2 separate regions of the Mus musculus genome follow, and region 2 is linked to region 1. The links are chromatin loops, found by intact Hi-C in ENCODE. Cell type or tissue: heart. All regions are shown on one strand.

What was found. Peaks named below come from ENCODE experiments on the same cell type or tissue, not always from the same donor. Only the 100,000 strongest peaks of a DNase experiment are listed, where the experiment ranks them.
Region 2: it touches region 1 in a loop (7-fold over the local background); 29 of 42 quality-filtered maps call a loop at or near these places.

What each region holds. Positions count from the first base shown.
Region 1 is chr7:118,594,195-118,596,694 of GRCm38, reverse strand. It overlaps B230311B06Rik (RIKEN cDNA B230311B06 gene), which reads right to left. Exons shown (of 2, transcript NR_169121.1): 2 at 1-270. Among named protein-coding and RNA genes, the nearest start is that of Tmc5, 1.9 kb to the left of the region's middle. In heart, a CTCF peak has its summit at 1,305 (motif pointing left); a DNase peak (open chromatin) is centred at 1,294; H3K4me3 peaks cover 918 bases; H3K27me3 peaks cover 1,765 bases.
Region 2 is chr7:118,687,088-118,689,587 of GRCm38, reverse strand. Gde1 (glycerophosphodiester phosphodiesterase 1) reads left to right here. Exons shown (of 6, transcript NM_019580.4): 6 at 438-1,030. The coding sequence ends at 585. Among named protein-coding and RNA genes, the nearest start is that of Gde1, 17 kb to the left of the region's middle. In heart, a CTCF peak has its summit at 1,144 (motif pointing right); no DNase peak of the experiment used is centred here; H3K27me3 peaks cover 776 bases.

The sequences.
Region 1 (2,500 bases):
GGGTCTCAAGTAGCTGGACCGGCCTTGAGCTCCTGATGTGCCAGGACTATAGGCATGCTTCACACCCAGCCTGTCTTGAACAAGAGATTCTGACACTGGGCAAGATGAGTCTGGTACAACAGCTTGAATGCTCCGAGTTGTACTCGCACAGGAAACAACCACAGACAGAAGCTTTGGGGCGCTGAGGGGGTGCTGAGGTGGCGTTCCCCAGATGAGGACGTTCCGGAGACAAGCCACATAGCGCCGTGGCTCTTCTCCGTTGAACTGCACCTGAAGGATGAGGATGATAAGTTGCAAGCCATTTGCTTTCCGTTACTGTTAAGAAATGTGTGTGTGTGTGTGTGTGTGTCTGCTTCAGTACCACCCAGCTGTCGTTCTGACTATTGCAGGGGGGACATGGTGTGTCAGGCACAGCAGGGTCCCTAAGGAAGCACTGTACCAGCAAACAGACTCTGTTGCCTGTTTATCTCAGAGGCTATTATTACCTAGTTCTGCGACCAAGAAGATCACGATATGGTTATAGACATAGTTCTTTAACATACACGCAAGACCGCTCAGTTGGATAAAGGGGTTTGAATCCACGCTTGCCTGACTTCTACCCACATGGTATAAAGGTGGAGGAATTTACTACCTACTAAAAATAGTTGTCTGACTTACACACACACACACACACACACACACACACACACACAGAGAGAGAGAGAGAGAGAGAGAGAGAGAGAGAGAGAGAGAGAAATAAGTTTAAAATGTAAGCACATTTGTCTTCATTGAGGCATTTTTTTAAAGGCCCACATGGCAAGGCAAGGCATGGTGGCTCATGCCTTTAATCCCAGCACTGAAGTGGGGGCAGGTGGACCTGTGAGTTTTAGGACAGCTTGTGCTACAAAAGGAGTTCCAGGCCAGTTGGGACCACATAGTAAAACACTTTTTAAAAATAATAAACAAACAAACAAAACCGGAATAAATGCCCCACCCAAATCTCTGCCCAAATATCCTCAGCTAGCCTGAAAAAGACCATAAAGCACTACTTGAAAGGTGGTGACTCTGGGACACTAAGGGATTTGACTTGGTGGGTTTTTTTTCCAGAAACTGTGACCGGTCCGTAGCAGCCGGAGATCAGGCTCCCAGAGACCTAGCAGAACCCTGGCCACCTTCGGAAACACTCATTATAACCAAGATTTAGTCTGCCCTCTCCTGGGAGGATGGTGTTTACCTCTGCAGAGTCGCGCGCGCGTGCCATCAATACAAACTTGGCAAAGTTCCCCAGCTGGCCTGACCGGTTCCCATGCCTGCTCTCTGGCTCCCTCTTGTGGCTACTTGCCTCTAGGGTGAGGCAGAAAAGGGAGGCTTCGTCAAGGAAAGACGACTAGGAAGGGATCTAGCCCAGTCTACGGAAGGGACTCACTGGTCAAAGAAGCTCAAATTAGGTGCCCACCTGGCACGTGATATCATGCACTCAATCATGTGACAGGATAACAGAGTGCTTGAGCTCTGGTCTCCCAGTCCGGTCCAGAAAACATAGTCATAGCGTGTCTTAAGTTTAAAGACACGGAAATCTAGACACGGGGAGGTAATTCAGACAGAGACAAAGGGAACTTATGTAACATTGCCCTACAGAGCCAGTTCTGGGTCTGCTTGACCTCAGGGCCACACGACCTACATTGCTTCTGTGCCATGCTGGCTGGCGTGACTGGGTCCATCAGAGAACCGTAAGAATCCCACACGCAGACTCCAAGACGAACCTGAAAGCACCAGACAGCCCCGTTTATTTAATGCTAGCACAGCATGCCTTTAATTAAGACAAGCGTCTTTAAATCAGAGGGGCTCAGTGAGTAAGAGCACTTGCTGCAATCATGGGGACATGAGTTCAAATCCCCAGCACTAAGCCACGGGTGGCTGCACTCACACTGTAACCCCATTCTGGGGTGAGGGTTGTGGGGCATGGGCTAGAAAGAGGAAAACACTTAGGGTTTACTGGTGGCCGGATGAGTTCAAGGTTCAGCGAGAGACATTTGCCTTCCTTCTACCTGTGGGAAGCTGAGTCTGGTGCTCACAGCTGCATTCCCGAGCTGGCCTAGGGACTCCCCAGGCTACTTCTGGCCGTCTTCTCGAGGTAGGAGCCGAGATTACAGACTGAGCCCAATTTTACGTGGATGCTGAGGGTCCAACCTCGGATGCTCAGGCTTCTGCAGCAAGTGCGTCACCCACTGAGCCATCCCTCCCCAGTCCCCTATGGCAGCTCTTCAGTACTCTCTCAGCTTTGTGTGCTGGGAAATCCCAAGGACCTTCCTGCTCGCACTAATAGCCAGCACCAACAGAGGAAAGCAGAGGAGGTCGGCTGTGAACCATCAGTTCCATGTTACTCTACTTTAGTCCAGTTGTCCCCTCCTCCTCCCTTGCTTCAGCCAACCCCGACTCTTGTTGTTTCCTTGCCCCACCCCCCAGGGTTGGGGGTGGAACTCAGGACCTCCTGTTTACTATGCAAGAGCTTTACAGAGCT
Region 2 (2,500 bases), 93 kb before region 1:
CATACCTGGGGACACTCAGGACTTCTCAGCTTTTCACCAGATATGGGACAGGGTGCCAGGAGCAAACTAAGCTCTGCCTGTGAACTGCAAGGAAGAAAGCGTTGAGGGAGGGTGTAGAGCGCTGTTCTTCCCCAGGAGCGGAGGACAGAGAAGCTCTGGTGACCTGAAAGGGAGGCTCCTGCAGTACAGAGAGAAACGGACAGTGTGGTTGGTGTAAGAGGGCAGAGATGATAGCCCTTGGTGACTGTGATGTGTGTGAGCTCGGATGATGATGTAAAGCAGACATAAGCCGTGCCTGCTTCCCAGCCTCTGACTGCGGTAGGAGGCCAGCTGGAGGCTCTCTGGGAGCAGTTGGCAGTCACAGAGCACATGCTTTGAGCTCTCAATTCCAGGACAGCTGTCCATTCTAACACGGCTGATTTTCCCCTTTTCTCCAGGGACTATTTGAAGAAGTGGTCAGCTAAAGGAATCCAGGTTGTGAGTTGGACTGTCAATACCTTTGATGAAAAGAATTACTACGAGTCCCACCTTGGGTCCAGCTACATCACTGACAGCATGCTAGAAGACTGTGCACCTCACTTCTAGACTCCCCAGGAGGAAACACAGTTGCGAAACTGCCTGGAGGCCTCTTGCAGGGACATGAGAACACTCTGTTAGCACAAGCCCTGGGGACCCTGTGGCTCATACTAGCAATAGTCACAGTGTCACCCCAACAAGCAGAAACCAGGCATGGTGACCATGCTCCAAGGAAGGCTCCACACTTGCCCTTAAAATTCTGGATCTGCAAAAAGGCAGGGTGGCCCCACCCTGACCCCGCTGAGGGTACAGAGCCACGAGGATGAGCAGAGTGGGTCCTGCAATTAGGGCGCAGGCACCAATGCATGGGGCTTGCATGATCACTCCAAGTTGACATTTTAAATCTTGCCGTACTTCAGTAATTCACTTATTTCCAATATTTGTCGTCAGCTTTGTTAATGGCGACCTGTAGGTGTCAAACTTGTGACCACACTAATAAAATCATTGAAAGGTGAACAGAGGGCAAACTGTGTACTGATCTTCTGGTCCTACAGTGCCTGGGAGGCCTTTCCTGCTTTAGTTTCAAGACTTGGAATTATCTGTGTCATCTTGATGTAAGCACTTCTGACCACCAGGGGGCAGAGCGGCAGCTTTCCCATCGTGCTTGGAAGCCTGATCACTGGCAGGTTCTTAGATAAAGAACCAGGAGAACGGGTCTGAGGATCTGGGCTGCTCTTCATTTCTCAATTGCAGATGCACAGACTGGTGCCGGCCTCAGCCCTGACTCAGACCTACTGTTCCTTTTGCTGTCGTTGCTCTAGACTGGGAACTAGATGAGGCATTTGTAAGCACAGTCATCTGCAGCCCTGGGCAAAACGCTTACGGATGCTTGGCATCATCTTCAGAGGTGAGGAAGCAGAGGCAGCGCAGTTAGGGACGTACCTGAGTCCATCATAAAGTCCACAGGCAGTGTCCAGTTCCAGGCCCTGGCCATCCCACAGGGACAAAGCGGCTGTGTGTGTGTGTGTGTGTGTGTGTGTGTGTGTGTGTGTGTGTGTGTTGTTTTTAGTTGTTGAAGGAAGGGGTGGCAACACGTACCACCACTGCTGCCCCAGACGTTAGAAGACGACTTGCAGGTTTGTCCTTCCCCCATGGGTCCCTGACGTTGAACTCAGACTATTGGGTTTGGTAGCACTTTTTCCGTGTTGAACCCTCATACCAGGCCTTAGCATGCGATGCTAGAAATTCAGCCTAGGCTTTACCTGTGGTAAGTCGTCTGTCAGAGTTATATCTAGACCTCTTTTTAAAACAAATTTAAATTAAGCCAGATGTGGTACACATCTTTAATCCCAGCAGTTTGGAATCAGAGGCAGGGAGATTCTGAGTTCAGGCCAGTCTGGTCTACAGAGCAAGTTCTAGGACAGACAGGGCTACACAGAGAAACCCCATCTCAAAAAGAAAAATTTTCAAATTCCCTTTGGTGTGAGAGTGCACGTGGCACACATGTGGAGATGGAAGGACGGCTTGCCAGGGTCTTCACACCACGCGGGTCACAAAGTTGAATTCAGGTCATCAAGCTTGGTGAGCGCCTCTGTCTGCTAGGCTTTTAACTCACTCCAGCCCCTTTAAGACAGAGTTCCACTAAGTTATTTAGAGTAGCCATAAACGTAAAATCTCTCAGGTTCCCAAGTAGCTGAGGTTGTAGGCCAGCATCAAGAGACATAGCTGTAAGTGGTGACATTTAAAATGAAGCTAGAGCCGGGAGTGGTGGCACATGCCTTTGATCCCAGCACTCGGGAGGCAGAGGCAGGCGGATTTCTGAGTTTGAGGTCAGCCTGGTCTACAAAGTGAGCTCCAGGACAGCCAGGGCTATACAGAGAAAAACCCTGTCTCGAAAAAAAACCAAAAAAAAAAAAAAAAGAAGCTAGTTTCTTTGCTGGAGATCAAACCTAAGGCTTTGTGCATCCTAGACAAGTGCTCCACC